3 separate regions of the Mus musculus genome follow, and all the other regions are linked to region 2. A link is a loop called in an ENCODE intact Hi-C map of the cell type or tissue named here. Cell type or tissue: left cerebral cortex. All regions are shown on one strand. Links, peaks and the distances in the headings refer to the core of each region. The heading gives the core; the rest is flanking DNA.

What was found. Peaks named below come from ENCODE experiments on the same cell type or tissue, not always from the same donor. Only the 100,000 strongest peaks of a DNase experiment are listed, where the experiment ranks them.
Region 1: a loop joins it to region 2, with 4 times the contacts of the local background. A loop is called at or near these places in 15 of 42 quality-filtered maps.
Region 3: it touches region 2 in a loop (2.6-fold over the local background); 8 of 42 quality-filtered maps call a loop at or near these places.

What each region holds. Positions count from the first base shown.
Region 1 is chr9:62,774,713-62,781,171 of GRCm38, reverse strand. Itga11 (integrin alpha 11) reads right to left here. Exons shown (of 30, transcript NM_176922.5): 27 at 4,449-4,559; 28 at 4,223-4,318. Among named protein-coding and RNA genes, the nearest start is that of Fem1b, 34 kb to the left of the region's middle. In left cerebral cortex, for the core only: a CTCF peak has its summit at 3,501 (motif pointing right); DNase peaks (open chromatin) are centred at 2,180 and 3,502.
Region 2 is chr9:62,546,941-62,553,399 of GRCm38, reverse strand. No RefSeq gene overlaps it. Among named protein-coding and RNA genes, the nearest start is that of Gm39352, 8.9 kb to the right of the region's middle. In left cerebral cortex, for the core only: CTCF peaks have their summits at 2,581 (motif pointing right) and 3,373 (motif pointing right); DNase peaks (open chromatin) are centred at 2,635 and 3,385; H3K27ac peaks cover 1,245 bases.
Region 3 is chr9:62,037,181-62,043,639 of GRCm38, reverse strand. No RefSeq gene overlaps it. Among named protein-coding and RNA genes, the nearest start is that of Paqr5, 14 kb to the right of the region's middle. In left cerebral cortex, for the core only: a CTCF peak has its summit at 3,293 (motif pointing left); a DNase peak (open chromatin) is centred at 3,283; H3K4me3 peaks cover 192 bases.

The DNA of each region.
Region 1 (6,459 bases), core at 1,036-6,035, 230 kb before region 2:
GAAAGGCGTGCGCCACCACGCCCGGCTGTTGAACTGTTTTTTAAACATTAGTTTGTTTGTTTTTTAAAGATATATTTATGAATGTTTACACTGTCTTCAGACACACCAGAAGAGAGCATCAAGTCCCACTGCAGAAGGTTGTGAGCCACCATGTGGTTGCTGGGAATTGAGCTCAGAACCTTTGGAAGAGCAGTCAGTGCTCTTAACCGCTGAGCCATCTCTCCAGCTCCCTAAACATTAGTTTTTATTGCAGGGTGTAAGTGCTCACACGTGTGTGTGCATGTAGTGGGCAGAGGTTGACATCACATGTCTTCCTCAGTCACTCTCCACCAGAACAGTGTTTGAGACCGGGCCTCTCACTGATCCTGGAGCTGGCTGATGTGGTTAGACTGCCTGGCTAGCAAGCCCCAGGCTAGCAAGTGCCAGGAGTCTCCCATCTCTGAAGCCCAGCTGTGGGTTTACCTGTGTGCACCACCATGAGCAGCTGCTCTCTATAGGAACTGAACCCAGCCTTCATGCTTGTGAGGCAAACACCTGAGGCATTTTCCTAGCCCTACCTAGCCCTAGCCCTCGAATTCCCGACCCTTCTGTCTCCACTTCACAAGAGGGTGACATCTACACTCTTGATTTCTATGGTTCTGGGGTTGAACTCAAGGGTTTGTGTATGCCAGACAAGCGTTCCCCCACCAGAGCTGTACACCAAGCCCTCGACTTGCTTTTAAACTTAGGTGAAGAAAAAAAATGGGCACAGTGGTACATGACTTTAACCCCAGCACTTGGGAGTAGAGGCAGGTACATCTGTGGGCTCTAGGCCAGTGTGGTGTTTACATAGTGAATTCCAGGATAGCCAGGACTACAAAGAAACTGACTCAAAAACAAAACAAAAACAAAACAAAATATAGTGAATTCCAAGACAGCTAGGACTACAAAAAAACCTGATTCAGAAAGAAAGGGAGAGAGAGAGAGATGAGAGAGAGAGAGAGAGAGAGAGAGAGATGAGAGAGAGATGAGAGAGAGATGAGAGAGAGATGAGAGAGAGAAAGAGGAGAGGGTAGAGGATAGAGGGGTGAGGAGAGAGGAGAGAGAGAAAGAAAAGGAGACAGGAGGCTGGAGAGATGGTGTGCGTACTGCCTAGGACCCGCTTTGGGCAGGTCATAGGCACTTGTATCTCCAGCTCCAGGGCATCTGATACCCTCTTCTAACTTCTGCAAGCACCTTCCCACATGTGTGTACACACACACACATTTTTAAACAATAAAATAAATGTTTTTTAAAAAGAAAATAAATAGCTGGGCGTGGTGGCACACGCCTTTAATCCCAACACTTGAGAGGCAGAGGCAGGCAGATTTCTGAGTTCGAGGCCAGCCTGGTCTACAAAGTGAGGTCCAGGACAGCCAGGGCTACAGAGAAACCCTGTCTTGAAAAACCAAAAAAAACAAAAAACAAAAAACAACAACAAAACAAAACAAAACAAACAAACAACAAAAAAACAAAAAACAAACAAACAAACAAAAAACCATAGTTCAGCCTGGGTTATTTCTGTTCCTCTTCAGACTTTTTTCTTTCCAAATGAAGGATGACCTCGGTGCTGTGGGACCCACTCGTGACCCCGTGAACGTGCCCCACCAGGTGGCCTTCACTATGCTCTCGACCTCGCTCTCACTTCTGTCTTCCTCTGCACTCCAGGTTCTGGATCATCCAGCTGTTCACCTGACTGTGACCCCCTCACCTCCAGACCTGTTTCCACCACGGCTTCCTTAGCAGCCCGTGGTGACACTCTTTATGCCAGCTTGCCATCCTTTTACATCCAATGGCGCCCATCAGCAAACCATCTCATTCTACTCCAGAAACCCCTAGAACGTGGCCAGCCCTCCTGCCTCCTGGCTCTGGTCCTGTCATCTTTTGCTGGAGTCTGCATCAGCCTCCCTACCTCAGTCTCACCCCCACCGCCTGTCCTCAGCTTGCAGTATGAGGAACACTTTCCCTCGGATGACAGAGCGGCGGTCCCTGCTCAGAACATCACATCTTCTCATGGCATTTGGAGGGCAGTGGTCCTTCTCGCCTTGCTGACCGCATCCGCTGCCCCTCACTCTGCTCCCGCTTTCCGTGCTACCACGGGGCTGTTCTCTCTGCCCTTGAGTGACCGACTCCCCCAGATACCTACACGTGCTCCCCAACCTCCCTGTGTGGAACTCAACTGAGCAAACTGTGTTCACTCCATCTGAATTTCACTCTTGAGTGCGGATTTCTTTCTGGGAAAGAAGCCAGAAAACAAAACAGAACACTGCCAGGGGTGGCCTGAGTTGAGTGGGGCTTCTCAGCTTGGCCCCCTGCTCTGTCTCCAGAGCATGGAGTGAGGCAGAAACAGCCACAGCAGCTAGCTGGGTGGTGGACCATTCACATTACTCCCTAGGCAACTCTGGGCAGGTCACTACTCAGGCCTCACCTCACACAGTCTCAGCTTTCCCTCTGAGACAGAGGCAGGGGTTAAGCCTTCGAGGTGTGCGGTGGGTCTGCTTGCGTGTGCACAGGGCTCAACCCTTCCATGGTTTCTGCTTCATCCCCAAAGGCTGGGTGGGCCTTTGTGCTGCCTTCCTTGCCCACTGACCTAGCCATGCTGGGCACTATATAACCTACTACAAGTGACACGCTCAGTACAATAGGATTTTTTTTTTTTTGAGGGCATCTTGGGCTAGGAAGAAAGTTCACCTAAGAGATAACCAGGTGGTGGTGGTGGCGCATGCCTTTATTCCCAGCACTGGGGAGACAGAGGCAGGAGGATCCCTGAGTTTGAGACCATCCTGGTCTACAGAGTGAGTTCTGGGACAGCCAAGGCTATACAGAAACCCTGTCTCAAAAACTAGAAAACTAAACAAAACAGAGATACTCATGGGGGGGGGGGAGGGATGGTTAACGGGGGAGGGGCTTCCTGACACTTGACACATCTTTGAAGAATTACTACCCAGGGCCATCTCCAGAAACGGCTCCCTGGCCACTCTGTCCATCTGCTTCCCTCAGCATGGCCGCACTTCCTGACTTCTCCCATGCTTGGTTACTACTGTGTTCAACTGCTTATGAATCTGCCGCCCAGGCTGGGGGCTGGGGAAAGGGATGGACCCCCATCCCATGCAGAATGAAGAAACACATGGTTGAAAGGAGGTAGCTGGTGCCCTTTCCCTCAGAGGGGCAGAGGTGTCAGGAGATTCAAGGCTTAGGCTGGGGCCCCAGGGTGGGACAGACCACCAGGATGTGGGGCTAACCCTCAGTTACCACAGTTCTTAGGAGAATCCCTGAGAACTGCTTCTGGGCCTTGACCCGTGATGTTCTATGCCTGGAAGGGTGCAATTACCGAAACAGCCTGATGGTGTCCCTTTGCCAAGCCTGCCTTTTTCCCCTCTTCTCCTTTATGCCTGTTTGTTTAACCCAGCATCTCCTGAGGTGTATAGGTGAGTGGCCAGAGCCTACAGCTCAACCAGCACTTCTGAGATATGAACAGTAGGGGGCAGCAAAGCCCTACTCCCAGCTGCCCCGTTTACACAAGCCCTAATTGTTCTCTAAGACCCGACTTGTTTAGGACAGTAGCTATCTCTCAAAGCCTCACCTCTTTTTCTCTGTCTGGAAGTCAAGGTAATGCTGGCCTATGTGGTTTTGTCTAGTTAAAAAAGAGCCCAGCACGGAGCCCTCTAAATCCTGCCCTCACCCTTACCACACCCATTGCTGCTTGCACTCCTTTAGAGCTGAGTCTCTAGGCAAGGGAGGGATGCAAGTTCAGGCTCCACCAGCAAGCCCAAGACAACTTCACTGTGGGGCAGCCAATCAGGGAGCCACCCTTTAGGTTCATGGGTGTGGGTGTGTGGTCTCAGTATCCTCTGTGTGAAACTCTGTGAGACACACAGGCGTCTCTTTATTTTTTCCCACAGCACAGAGCCTAGCACGCTGAGGTACCACGCCAATGCTTGAGTCTGGTCTCTTGCCAGTCTGCTCTGCGTGTGTGTGTGTGTGTGTGGTGTGTATATGTATGTGTGTGTGTTTGCACGAGTGCTTTTTTTTTTTTTCTTTTGATAGTCTTTCACTGACCTGGAGCTAGGCTAGCTAGTGAAAAAGACCAAGGATTTGTCTTCATTTCCTGAATGCTAGGATTACATCCTAGCATTTCCTGAATGCTACACCTGTCGTCCCCCCCCATTCCCCCCCTCCCGGTTTTGGACTCCCTGGAGCTCACCTGGCGGCTAGGGTCTTCCTCTCGGAAGATGAAGGGGCTGTGGAACTGCCTCTGCAAGGCGGCGTTGACTGTGATCTTCAGAGACCTGTACTTGAGCTGTAAGACCAGGGCCTTCTTCAGAGCCGGCTCTGGGAGCCTCTGTTCCCTCTCAGGCAGCCCCAGGTTGGAGACTCCCCCCACAGCCACCTCCTCCCTTCCTTCCAGTCCTGCTGAGGGTCTAACTTACTGCTTTCAGAGATGTCAGCCACAGGTTTCCCACCAGGTAGAAGCTGGTCTCCTGGCTGGGGGCCAGCCTCAGGTTGCAGATGATGGAGACCACGTCGGAGTTGCTGTGATTCTGGAAGAGAGTTGTCGGGATGGGCGGGGGCTGGAGGCCAGTGGCCTAGAATGTGAGCTTGGGCCATCAGACAGGCCTGAGGCTGGACCAACTGGGAAAGGGAAGCCGACCCGAGGCTGGACCATCTGGGAAGCAGATGGCTGGGACAAGGATAGAGGTATGTGGGGACACGAGGGACACCGAGAATACAAAGCAAGGAGGCCAGATTTGAAGTTGTGTATAACGACCAGTGTCCCAGGATCAGAACCTCCACTCAACACTGAGGACTTGGAAATCACCATATAAACAAGCTAAACGATAACTAAATGACAGTGCAGTAAGTCACAATAGATAGAGAAAAGTATTGCAGGCAATCAAACTTCCGGAGAGTGTCCCAATCAATCAATCAATCAATCATGTGTACACACATGCACATACCCAGAGCAAGTGTCATATTCAGGATCAAGACAATTCCAACCTCTCTCTCTCACACACACACACACACCTGCCATCAATTCTGTTTCTACTGCCCTGGTGGCCAGAGCCAGGGTAACATGTCAGGAAAAACAACTTGTTTTGGAGTGTTTGGAAAAAGTGGCAGAGACAGATGGAAAAGTGCATAAATCTTCATCTTGGAGCATCTGAACTTTATTAAGGTAAAATTATTTTTGAGGTAGTCTTGTGCCCTCCCAACTCTACCCAAATCATGGGTGAAGTGCAGCAGGTTTCAAAATACTGTGTGGGGCTGCCAGGATTGCTCAGTGGGCAAAGGTACTTGTAACCCGGATGCCACCAAGTCTGATGACCTGAGTTTGAACCCTGAGAACTCAGATGATGGAAGAAGTAACTCCTGCAAGTTGACCTCTGACCTCCACATGGCTGCCATAGCACCTGCACACACACACACACACACACACACACACACACACACAAGAATGCATGTGAAAAAATTTTAAGTGCTTCATGTTTGTTTGGAGAAATGAGAGCTGACTCACTGAACAAAGCTGCTGGGCACACGTAGGAATTCAAAACGTTTCTTTTTCTCTCCCTCCCCCTCCCCCATGCACAGGCTATGCCTGTTTTGTCCAGCTGATCCTCCTGGCTGAGCCTACCCAGTACATACTGTTTATGTGGTGTTAGGGATCGGACCCAGGACTCCATGTATCACATTTCGCTTAATAAATTATTTTTTAAGTGTTTTTTTTTATACTGGGCAGTGGTGGTGCACACTTTTTAATACCAGCACTCTGAAGGCAGAGGCAGGCAGATCTCTGTGAGTTCGAGGCCAGCCTGGTCTATAGAGTGAGTTCCAGGACAGCTTGAGCTATCCAGTGAGACCCTGTCTCAAAAAATGTTTTTCACTAAGCATATATTATCTATACATTACATTGGGTCTCATTGTGACCTGTACATGCATGTGTATATTATATTTGGGTCATATTCATTACCCTCTCCTGCCCTCTTTTTAGTTTTTTTTTTTAAAGATTTATTTATTTATTTTATGTACACGAGTACAATTATAGCTGTCTTCAGACACACCAGAAGAGGGCATCAGATCCCATTACAGATGGTTGTGAGTCACCATGTGGTTGCTGGGAATTGAACTCAGGACCTCTGGAAGAGCAGTCGGAGCTCTTAATCACCGAGCCATCTCTCCAGCCTCCTCTCTTCTTGCCCTCTTTTTTTTTTTTTTTTTTTTTTTTTTTTTTTTTTTTTTTTTTTTCCAAGACAGGGTTTCTCTGTATAGCCCTGGCTGTCCTGGAACTTACTTTGTAGACCAGGCTGGCCTCGAACTCAGAAATCCGCCTACCTCTGCCTCCCAAGTGCTGGGATTAAAGGTGTGAGCCACCACCGCCCGGCTCCTCTCTTGCCCTCTTAAGACTCCTGTTAACCCCTCTTTCCAACTCCAGATCAATAAGCT
Region 2 (6,459 bases), core at 796-5,795:
TTAGATAGAGGATGCTGCCCAGAGAGCCTGTGGCTGTTAGGGTGCCTCTGCGGAGGCACCACCCCAGTTACCTCCTATTGCAGTTCCAACCAGAAGGTTCCAGAAGCTGACAGAGACTGAATATCTGAAGAGCAGCCCTGTCTGGGACCTAGAAAGCAGCTCTGTGTTCTCAACATCTCAACTCCAATTTCTTTATAAAACCTAGGCAGACTCCACCCTGGCCTGAGGAAGGGGACACCGTGGATCCGTTGGTGGCCCACCCTCCCACCCTTCTTCCAGTCGTCCAATATCCAGGAGAGCTGGAGGTGCCAGTGAGGCCTGAAAATGACCAGAACCCAGCTGGAAACCAAGAGTCTCAGGTGTATGGCAGGTCAAAGAAGGATGGGTACCGGCAACATCCTCACGTCCAACTCTGGGGGTACGTCTGTGAAAACACTGGGGTGTGAACTGGTAAACTGGACAGTAACTTAAAATTTTCCACCCTAAGAAAGTACTCTCTCCCACCAGGTATAGGGGCACACACCTTTAATCCCAGCAGAGGAGGAGGCAAGTGGATCCTTGTGAATTGGTGGTCAGCCTGGTCTAAGCAGTGAGTTCTAGGCTAACCGGGGCTATAGAGTGAGACGCTGTGTGATAGTTTGAGTAGGTATGGCTCCCACAGACATTTTGAATGCTTGGTCATAGGAAGTGGCACTATTAGAAGGTGTGACCTCGTTGGAGGAGTTGTGTCACTGGGAGGGAGGCTTTGGGGTTATATGAGCTCAAGCTAGTTGAAGTCACATGGTTTCCTTCTGCTGCCTTCGGATCGAGATGTAGAACTCTCAGCTCCTTCTCCATCACCATGCCTGCCTGCACACTGCCATGTTTCCCACCATGACCATAATGGACTGAACCTGTAAGCCAGCCCCAATTAGATGTGGTTCTTTATAAGAGCTGCCTTGGTCATGGTGTCTCTTTATAGCAATAAAACCCTAAGACATGTCTTGTCCTGTCTCAAGTATACAAACAAACAAACAAACAAACTCCTTTTACTCAGTAGTTTCAATGTTTGCAACATATCCTAAAGAAATAAACAGAGGCAGGTGTGATGGCACACACCTTTAATCTCAGCACTTGGGAGGCAGAGGCAGGCAAAACTCTGAGTTGGAGGCCAGCCTGGTCTACACAGCCAGTCTTGGACAGCCAGGGCTACACAGAGAAACCCTGTCAAAACAAAACAAAACAAAACAAAAAACAAACAAACAAAAAAACAGAACAGAACAGAACAGAATATCTATGTGCAGAGATGAACATGGGGCAGTGTTTGTAGTTGCCAAAACTGAAACAACTTATTTAACAACAGGGCAACATTGAGGGTTATTATAGCTGCTTAGAGAAAAGAATATTATGAACCCCCAAAAAGAAGAGTCTGAGGTGGGCATGGTGGTGCATAGCTCTGTTCAGGGTCATCCTTGCTTAAACGGTGACTTTGAAGATGGCCTGCCATCTTGTCTTAACAAACAAGAGAGATTTGGAAAAAAACAAAAACCTGTAGTGAGTGGAGGATGCATCTACAATGTTGCATCCTTATATCACACAGTATTGATTTCAACCCTGACAACTGTAACAAAGCCACTGTCCAGTTGGTTCACCAGACAGGCGCTTTCAGCCAAGCCTGGGGAGGCGTCTGGGATGGAAACCACAGAATGCAAGGAGTTGACCTCTGACCTCCAAGATGTGAGTTCTTGCAGGATCCACACCCCCAAGAAATGAACAATAAAACCTTACCAAAAAACCTTAAAAAACAAGTTGTAGAAGGAAACCTCAACTCGCTCTCATTTCCAGGCTTTGGTGTTTTTGTCTTTTTTGTTTGTTTGTTTGTTTTTGTTTTGTTCCTTTGTGGTTTTTCCGAATTTTACCACATTTTCTACGATAAGCAGACAAACTTTCAACCTATAGAAAACAAATTTGGTTAACCAAAATATCCTTGTTGAAATCAGATGCCAGCCAGTAAACGGCAGGGCTGGGACCGAAAGCCAGGCCTGACTCCAAACTGCCACACCCCACACCCCAGTGACAAGAGTTGAGTGTCCAATGGAGACTCCCAGGCCCACCCCACTGGCGGGCAGAGGATCTGAACAGTGGGCAGCGTTTTCTACACCATCCAGTCTAGAGCAGGCTCAGCTGGCCCTCCCTTCCTCTGCAAGGGCGTCCACTCTCTCCCCAGGCCTAAGGCCAACCAACGACACCATCTCCAAAGACCCTGTCTCCAGAAGGTCCAGTGACACTGTTGTGGGTACCAGGGCAGAACTGTGTGCCTGTGCCAAAGGAGCTCTGCTGCCCGCATTGGCTTCAGCTCCACAGCACAGACCAATCACCCTCGGCCATCTGCCTGATTCTCCGGCCTCAGTCCCTGTCAGTGACAGAAAGGCCTGCGGCCAGCCCTGCGCCCTCCTCTGCTATCAGAACAACCTTCGAGCACTGTGGGGAAGGAAGCTACCCACCAAACAGAATGTCAGCTCTGCCCAGGACCTGGCACGCAGACACAGGGCAGACTCCATCAGGTGACTCACTCCTGGTGACTTCAGGCCTGCGATCTCCTCCCCTGGCCTGCAGGGGGCGGGGTGAGAGTGTCACGATCCAACCTGCCCACTGAGCAATAAAGGTGTTGGTGGAGGACAGCTGGTACCCCATCTTCTGCAGCTCCCACCTCTACGGGGCCAGAGAAGGCTCTGGAGGCAGGTGGATTTCCCACATGAGCAACCAGAGGGACCTAGAGAAGGAGTGGGCTCAGCTGAGGGAAACCTGCCTGTTTATTATAAAGCCATCAGAATACTAGAAGAGGCAGCTCTCATTCCCCCAAGCCTCTGTTGCTGAGGTGACCCATGGGGACATGGCCCCTTCTGCCACTTAGTAATGTACTCTTCTTCCCTACCCTGTCTGTCATCTTCAGTTTTGTTAGATAAACACCGACTGAGCGGGCTTTGTACAGAGTGCCTGCTTCAGGGGAAAAAAATATCCTTGCAGCAGATTTGCCCAGTTGCAGGAAGAGCCACAGCCTGGTTCCAGAATTAGAAACCTTGAAGTTTTTTGCTTTGAAAATTCTAGAGCTTTCTTACAGAATCTTCAGAGACCCCAGCAGTGTATGGGTAATTTGGAGAGCGCCAGCGGATTCAAGACCAGCTACTGGCCTGCCAAATCCCCGCATGCTCATGTGTGAAGATGCAAGGTCTGCATGTGGGGAGATGCTCCTAAGCCCTTCTGTCTGGTTCTTTCCCTCGGTTTGCAGTATCTGCAGGGACCTTTCAGGTTCTCATGGAAAACAGCAATAGTGGGACATCAATCCGTGCTCTGCACAAGGCTTTCCGACTCTGGAGTTGTAGTTCCAAGATATGTCCACCAGAGGGCGCACCGGCCACATTCTTCTGGATTTGGCGGCACCGGTCACCAGCACAAGAGCTAGGCTAGCACAGCTTCAAGGACTGTAGATCTGGAAGCGGGGGAATCAACTGAGATGTTGAGACAGAGAAGTTAGACTGTAAAAATTCTAACATAACTGAACCACACCTGTTGTATGGAAAGTTCTTGCACTAAAACAATTGCTCACTGTTCCCGTCTTTGAAATTCAAATATAACGAAACAGCCCGTGTTTTTATTTGATTACCTGGTAAGTGTACACTGAAGCCTGCTACAGACACAAGAAGGATACAATAAAAAGATAAATAAAAGTATTCCTCACAAATAATAACCGATATTTGTAAATGGCATTAAATTTAAAATTATTACAGAGACAAGAGAGACTGCTCTATCTTGATAAAAGGTCAATCTATCAGAAGATTTAATGACCGTATAAATGCAGGACAGCGGACCCCCCCCCCAATATAGGTAAATATTGACAAAAACCCAAGACATATCTACAATAGTTAAGAATAGTGATGTCTCATCATCAATAGCACATGGACCAGCTAAATGGAAGGTCAGTACAGAGACAGAGGTCTAAACAGCACTCACTCAACAGCAACTCAACTCGTGGTAAGCGTTCCATCAACGAAATTTTATCTCCATTGTGAGGTATTAATTAATTAATAAATTAAGAGGAGAGAAACCAATTTGACTGTAACTCGTGGAGGTGGGACCTTTGGGGGAAGATAAAGTTAATGGAGTCCTATAGCCAGAGGGAGCATTTGTCCGACGGTTGAATGGACGTGGCTATATAAAAAAAGGAACGGAGCTCTGAATTAGGACATGAAGGTCCTCTCACTGGGTGATGTCCTGCAGTGCTTTGTGACTGGTATGGCCCTCACCAGATACCACCAGGCTCTGAACTTCTCAGTGCTCCAATTTCTGAGCCAGATAAACCTTTTCTGTTCATAAACTACCCAGTCTGTAGTATTCTGTTACGGCAACAGCAAACAGACGATAAACCAGAAGTCCAGCTCCTCCCCATGCACACACAGGCAGTCTCCAGCGCAGGCCGTGTGCTAGGCAGCAAGACAAAGCTCGGGACATTTTAACAATTGAAACCATCCAAAAGCACATGTCTTTTTTACCACAATGAACTAGAACAAAAAAACAACATAAGAAAAAACAGGAGAATTCACAAATATATGGAAATTTAAACAATGCGTTCTTACATAACCGATGTGTTAATGAAAAAAAATCACTAGTGAAATGGGGCGGGGGAGGGAGTAAAATTCTGGAAACAAAACAAAAGCATAGAATAGTAAGACTTGCAGGATCCAGCAGGCCCTGTCCTCAGAGAGAGAGGCACTCACGGCCATCCGGGCCTGCATCCGCAGCCTCTCTCTCTGCAACCCTAAGCTACTACAAAGTGAGGTACTGACTAAAGTCAGAGGAATAGGGACGGAATGGCACAAACTAGAACAGAGATAAACAAATCAGGCAGGAAAAGCACCAGAGAAAACCCAGGAGCCCAAAGGCTGGTTCTCTGAGACCCAGTCACAGGACTGGCACACACGTAGTGAGAATGACCAAGGAGTAAGATGCACTGCTCCCCTGCTCTCACTGGACGTATGGCTAGTGGATTTGCCTATCCTAGCCTGCTTTGGGGGTCCCCCCTCCACCTCCAGCGCATTAGGATTGTAGGCCAGTTACCATTCCTATCCAGCTTTTACACGGGGGCTGGGAAACGGAACCCTGGTCCTCAAATGTGTGTGGCCAGTGCTTCGCCCTCTGAGCCATCTTCCCAGCCCTCTCTTTCTGAATTTTTACTTTTTACTTTTGGTTTGTTTGATTTGTTGATTTTATTTGAGACGCTGTCTCTCTATTTAGTCCTGGCTTCCCTGGCTTGCCATATAGACTAGGCTGGCCTTGAACTCAGAGACCCTCCCGCCTCTGCCTCCCAAGTGCTGGGATTAATGGTGGGCTCCACCACGCTAGGTGGCCTCGGCACTATTTCTTTCAACAAGGACCACGAGTGATTAAGTTAGCAGTGTAGGGGACTGGAAACCTACTCCAGGATCCTTTGTGTGGAAAGGGGACAGCTCAACTCTTGGGATCGAATGCTCTCTTCAGAGCACTGACCGAGAAAAACACTTGTCCAGAGCCCTGAGGAACCCAGCCTGCTAGATGCCCCATGTCTGTTCTCACTTTCTGGAACCTTCCAGCCGAGCTAGCAGCAAACTGCTTGGGCCCTGCTGGAACACAGCCTTGGCTGATGTCCCCCAGGTCCCCTCCCCTCTATGTCTGGCTGTTTCCCATGCCATGTGGTCCTAGCCCTCAGATGGCAGAGAGGCAGCTCGAGGAGTGAGCAGGAGGAAGCCTCCCTGTGTTAATTGGTGCTAATGAATTCTTGCAGCCCTTTCTGCATCTTCCTCCACTGCTGCAGGAAGCTGCTGACAACAGCACCTTGGCACTGTGCTCTGCACATTGAAACCAAGCAGTGCCCTCAGCCACCTCAGCGCCCTGCTGAGTGAGAAGAGGAGGGGGAGCTAGGATGTGGGTGGGGTTTACAGTAGTGTCAGGGCCTCAGAAGTGACTTCGACAAATCTTACTCACGTAGCCATCATTAAAATGTGTGTGTGTGTGTGTGTGTGTGTGTGTGTGTCTGTATGTGCATATGTGTGTATGTTTATGTGTATGTATGTGCATATGTGTGTATGTATATGTATGTATGTGCATATGTGTGTATGTGTATGTGTATATGCATGTGTATGTGTGTGCATATGTATGTGTATATATACATGTATGTGGATGCATATATATGTGCATATGTATATGTGTGTATGTGTATAAGTATGTATGTGCATATGTATGTGTGTATTGTATATGTATATATGTATGTATATGTGCATATGTGTGTATGTATGTGTGTATTTTTGTCTATGTATGTGTGTATGTGTATATGTGTGCATATATGTATGTGTGTATGTATGTGCATTTGTGTATGCATGTGTGTATATGTATGTGACTGTATATGCATATGTGTATATGTATATAAGTGTACGTATGTGAATGTAT
Region 3 (6,459 bases), core at 822-5,821, 510 kb after region 2:
CAGAGGAGAAAATCTGTACTTTCTTTTTTGTTTGTTTGTTTGTTTGATTGGTTGGTTTTTCGAGACAGGGTTGCTCTGTGTAGCCCTGGCTATCCTGGAACTCACTTTGTAAACCAGGCTGGCCTTGAACTCAGAAATTCGCCTGCCTCTGCCTCCCGAGTGCTGGGATTAAAGGCGTGCGCCACCACGCCTGGCAAATCCGTACTTTCATATTTACTGCAGTGTTGTTTACAGCCAAGACATGGACTCAACCTATGTGTCCATCAACAGAGAAAGAAAAAGTAGCGCTACACTGGGAATGACACTCAGCTGCTAGGGGGCCTGCCAAGAGTGCACAAAGCCCCGCTTCACCTCCAGCTCAGCACAAACCAGCATGGACGCAGGCCTATAGTCCTAGGATTGAGGAAATGAGATAGAAGGCCTAAGAAGTTCAAGGCTGTTTTGGGCTCTTTGAAATGCCTGTCTCAAAAATCAATCAATCAATCAATCAGTCAATATTTTAAAAAGACACAATCCATGTACACCATTTTATTTAACCATTACAAAGAACCAAACAGGATAAAATTCCACTGTTTATCCAGTGGCAACAGTGTTGAAGCTTAAGTGGCCCAGGAGGTCATTATGCCACATGAAAGAAATCAGAGCAACAAAAGGTAGCTACCACCTGAGCTCCCTCATCTGTGTGATCTAAGAAAGTTGCTTTCGAATGTAGATGTTGAAATTAGCAGGGTGGTTGCCAAGGGCTAGGTAGATGGGCTGATGTTGACCAAAAGATACACATTTGGGCTGGTGAGATGGCTCAGCAGAAAGAAGTACTTCTAGCCAGGACGGAGGACCTGAGCTGGACCCTTGAAACTCACGTGGTGTAAGGAGAAAACTGAATTCCACAAGTTGTCCTCTGACCTCTTCGTGCACAAACACAAACACACGCACACGTACACACAAATGTAAATGATTGTTTTAAGGACATACAATTTCAGTAGAAATAAGCAATATAGTGGCTCTAGTTTATTGGATTCTTGAAACATTCTGAGCGTGGTTATAAAGTGTTCCATGCTGGGTGTTAATTCAGCTCAGGGAGGCTAGCATGTATGTTTGTCATGCTTAGCCTCAGCAGTGAACTTCATAAACCTAGAGTCATCTGGGAAGTAGGACTTTCACCTGGGGAACTGTCCAGATCAAAGTGACCTTGACTGCTACTTGATGTGGGAAGGCCCAACTGCCCACTGTGGGTGGTTCTATTCCTAGGTCAGTGGTCTTGGGCTGATAAGAGAGAAGGCCAGAGGAACAAGCAGTAAACAACAGTTCTCCATGACCTCTGCTTCGGTCCCTGGACTTTCATAATTGCCCTTCCCTCGTGATCTCTATTTGTACTCATTTTCAGTGATCCAAAGAGTCAGAAAATACTTATTTGTGAGGCCAACGAGATAGTTCAGCTGGTAAAAGTGTTTGGCAAGCAAGCCTGACAACCTACATTTCATCCCTAGAACCCATTAAAAATGAAAGGTAGGTGCTGCTGTGATAATTTTTGGTTTCTTTAAAAATCAAGTTATGTGGATGTTTTTGTTTCAATCCCAGGTGTGGGATAAGAGGCTGCTTCTCGGCGGGTATTTATGATTTGCCTCGTGCACTAGCAGGAGCTGATTTTGCCAGCTGCAGATAGTTTAATCAGGGGGTGGGGGTGGCGAGGGGGGTGGGAATCCGAAGATAGTATAAATGGGAGAGCCTGAGAGGGCCTGGGGTTGCTGCTGTTGCTGCTCCCAGTTGTTCTTGATGCAGTGTGATGAGAAGATTTGAGCTTGCCCTAAGGAACTCAATGTCCCTAATTGAGGAAGCAATCAAAAGAGGTCTACATTCCCTCTCTCTCTAACCTTCTCTCTCTCTTGTTGGGAGATTGGAAGGGATGGGGTGGAGTAAACATTGGAACAGAGGAAGGGTTTATAAGAACCCAATAAAACAGCTAAAATCAAATTCACCAACAAGGTGCAGGGCTGAAGAGATGACTCCATGATTAAGAACGCTAGCTGCTCTCAGAGGACCCATGTTTGGTACCCAAACCACCTGTAAGGCCAGATCCAGGGCATCTGATGCCCTCTTCTAACCTCCTTGGACACCAGGCACATGAGTGGTGTTCAGATCATACATGCAGCTGAAAAGCTCATACACACAAAATAAGTGATTAAAAAGAAAAGGCTAGATGTGGTAGTGTCCATCTATAATCCCAGCACCCACAGTGAGGTGGGGGTGGAAACAGGAAGACTGCCTGGAAGCTGACTGGCCACCTGGTCTGGGCTACTCTACAGTGGAAATAAGAGAGAGCCTGTCTCTACACAGTGGAAGAAGATAGCTAATTCCTAAGAGTTGCCCTCCCACCTCCACAGGCATACGCCCACGCACACACTCACCCCAGATGTATATACATATTTAAAAAAAATAAAATTTGCTATACTCAGAATAGAACATTTAAATGCACTTTCATCATGGAAATTAAATCAGGTGTAAAAATTCTTTAGAAATGGTATGTGGAAATGATTTTTTTCCTGAGTTATTGAAGCATATCTTAGCCAGATGTGGTGGTGCATGCCTTTAATCACAGCATTCAGGAGGCAAAGGCAGGCAGATCTCTGAGTTGTTTACAGAGCAAGTTCCAGGCCAGCCAGGAGTACACAGACAAACTTTGTCTCAATCAAACAAACAAACAAAGTAAATAAATAATAAGTATCTGTTGGATGGAAATGGAAAAAATTCTAATTATCTGTAGTAAATGTCAAAACTTGAAATAAAAAAATATTTAAATCTGAGCTTCCCAATTTAACTTTTAGAAATTGGTTAAAATTTAGCAAATATTTTATATAAATGAAATAACTGCAGTTGTAACAGTGAGCTGCCCTGTCGCCTCTAAGATACTTTCCCTAATTCCTGGTCACATGTGTCTTCAGTGTAGCAGTAACCATTAGCATTTGCCTGCTTCTTGATCTAACAGTCTAAAGAAGAGGGACTGCTGTGTTTTGAATTGTTTTAGGGTGGAAGGGAAAGCAAGAGCTTGGGAGTTGGGGGTGGTCTCTACTCTGCGGGTCAGTTCTGGATTTGATCTGTCTCACCCTAGCAAAAGTGCTGAGGGCAGGGTCCTAACTCAACGGAGTGGAGTTGGAAGACCGCTTCAAATCAGGCCAGAGGTTTCTGAGTCAATCTGGAGCTGAAGGCTGGAGAGTTTGGAGCCCTGGAAAACGCAGTAGCAGAGCGACTGTGTGAGCCGTCACGAGGGCGCCACCTGCAGGGCAGTGGAGGCTCAGCGGAGCTAAGTGGGAGAACGGAGGCGTCACTCGGAGGATGCTGGGGGAAGCACAGAAACGAGGGTGCTTCCTTGCTCTCCTCATCAACTGATCAGCTCTTTTTCCTCCTTCTTTCCTATGGCGGAGCAGAGGGAAGTTCTTTCCAGCGTCTTGCCGCAGACACCTCATTCCGTGGAGACGCAGAACAAGCCAATGCCTCTCCAAGATTTTTTTTTTTTAAAGGCAGCCCTGGCTAGCCTGGAAATCACTATGGAGACCAGTCTGGCTTCACTACAATCCTCCTGCCTCTGCCTCCCAAATGCTGGAATTAAAGGCACGTGTCACCACGCTCAGCTCAAGTTTCAGTTTCTTTACACTTTTTCAGATTTGACATAAATATTTTCAAACATACCCACATTAGTTTCGTAAATTATTGCAGTGTCTCAAGAGAGGGAAAATTACATAGCTGAGTCTTTACAACCCGATATCATTCAGTCTGCCACCTAGAACTTGTCATCCCGGGGCCCTGTCCAGGGCTTTCCGTGTTTAGGATTCCCTCCTTGCCACTTTCCAGGGGCCACGACTGTCTTCAGCGCTCTGGCAGCCGGGCTGTCTCTAAGCTCTCCCCCTCCACCTTTGCAGCCCTTTTCTGATGAAAGACTCGAGGACTCCTTTCATCCCCCTTTCTTCTCAACCTCATTCCACCCCCGTGGGAGCTTATTCATGTCTGTGGCATCAGGAACGGCACCTAGGATTCACTCGTCAATGTGGCTGCAGGTGCTCACTGGCTGTATGTGGTGAGACTCCGTTTCAGACCTGGGGACCCTACCAAAGCCAAGGTCCTGCTTCCAGGGACCTGTCATTCTCTGAGAGGAGCTAGGCAGTGAACATGTGAACCTGCAATTTAACAAGTTAACTCCCGAGTCTGTGTGTGAACAGGACTGGGAGACAGCTGTGAGTGTGGGGGAGTTGGAAGCCCAACACGGTTTGTTGTGGTGGCCGCAGGGCCTCAGCATCTCAGGGGCCTGTTAGAAGAACAGCTTCCCTGCCAGCTCACACCTACTAAATAAAAACCTTTGTACTTAGAGGCCAGCATGTAGTTTTCACTTCCCTCAAGGGGACTCTGCCAGGGTCTCCAAAGAGCCTTTCCAGGTAAAGGCCTGCTTATCTTGATATCAGTGGGTATCACAAATTGCCACAAATATAGTGACCTAAAATAATATGAATTCATTCTTTTCTTGTCCTGAGGCTCAGAAGCCTAGAATCGGCTTCACTATGCTCAACTCAGATGCCTACAGAATTGAGTCCTTTCAAAGCTCTGGAGAGACACCACTGGCTGGCCTCTCAAGCTCTAAGAGACACCCTTAGGGCCTGACTACATCTATCTAACCCCCACTTGTCGCTAGATCGATTGCTCTGACTCTAATCCTGCCTGGTCACTTCTGATTCTACCCTGGAATCCAATATAACTTTTCCAGCAACCCTACATTAAGATCCTTGGGCTGAGGATGTAGCTCTGTTGGTAGAATGGCTATCTAGCATCCACAAAGCCGTAGGTTCCATCCCCAGCACTACACAAATGAGGCTTGATGCTGCATCCTAAATACCTGAATGTGCGAGACAGAAGCAGGAGAATCATAAATTCAAAGTCATCTATAGCTATACAGGGCATTCATTCAAGGCCATCCTGGGCTATATAAGACCCTGCCTTAAGTACACACACACATACGTACATACACACACACATGCACGCACACATACTTTTACTTTGATTCTGGGGATCAATGTGCAACATTGATTTTCAGTACTACTTACTGAACCATCTACCTGGTCCCATGTTGTGAATCTTCTTGAGGAGGGAAATTCTCCTTAGGACAGGAGGTAGCTGATGCAGCCAGCAGAGGCGGTGAGTCATGGAGTAACCTCAGACTGGCCATTCACTCTTGTAGGATCTTAGCATCTTATAATGCTTCTAGGTCTCCACACTCCTGGTTCAGTGGATTCCAGTGTAGGAAGTGGACCAGGAGTACTCAGCAGTAGTACCCAGAAGTAGGCCAGGAGTACTCAGCAGTAGTACCCAGAAGTAGGCCAGGAGTACTCAGCAGTAGTACCCAGAAGTAGGCCAGGAGTACTCAGCAGTGGTACCCAGAAGTAGGCCAGGAGTACTTATAAGCAGTACCCAGAAGTAGACCAGGGGTACTCAGCAGTGGTACCCAGAAGTAGACCAGGAGTACTCAGCAGTGGTACCCAGAAGTAGACCAGGAGTACTCAGCAGTGGTACCCAGAAGTAGACCAGGAGTACTCGGAAACAGGTTATAAGATTTCAGAGGAAGTACTCAGTGCCAGAAGAAAAGTGGATCTACCAAGCATGTAGATATAAGTCTGGAATACCACATTCAGGAGGCTGAGGCAGGAGGATCAAGAATTTGAGGTCAGTGGCTAGAGAGATGGCTTAATGGGTAAAATGTTTGCCCCATAAGCATGAAGACCTGATTTTGGATCATCAGAACCCATAAAAATAGTTGGCCATGTTAGCACATGACTGTAATCATGGCTAGGAGGCAGAGACAGGAGGCTCCTGCAGGTTCACTGGCCAGCCAGTCTAGCCAATGAGTGAGCTCCAGGTTCAGTGAGAGACCCTCCCCACAAAAGACGGAGGGCAATAGAAGGCATCCAACAAGTACACACGTGGATAAGTTCTTATACCAGATACACAGGTGAGGACACCCCTGCACACAACAACAACAAAATGGTGGGCTGCCTTAATTAGGGTTTCTATTGCTGTGACCAACATAACCAAAAGCAACTTGGAGGTTTATGTCAGCTTATACATCCTGATCACGCAGATGAGTAGGAAGTCAGGGCAGGAGCTCAGGGCAGGGACCTGGAAGCAGGAGCTGATGCTGAGGCCGTGGAAGAGTGCTGCTTACTGGCTTGTTCCTTGTTGTGTGCTAGCTGCTTTCTTACAGAACCCAGAACCACCAGCCCTCAGGAAGGTACCGCTTGCACTGCCCTGGGCCCTCAAGGATCCTCCAGGATCAGGAAAATGCACCGCAGGCTTGCTCACAGGCCCATCAGATAGGGGGCATTTTCTCAGTTGCTGCTCTGTGTTCCAAAATTACTCTAACTTGTGTCAAGTTGACATAAAACTAGTCAGCACATGGACAAAATATCTGCTCTGAATGAT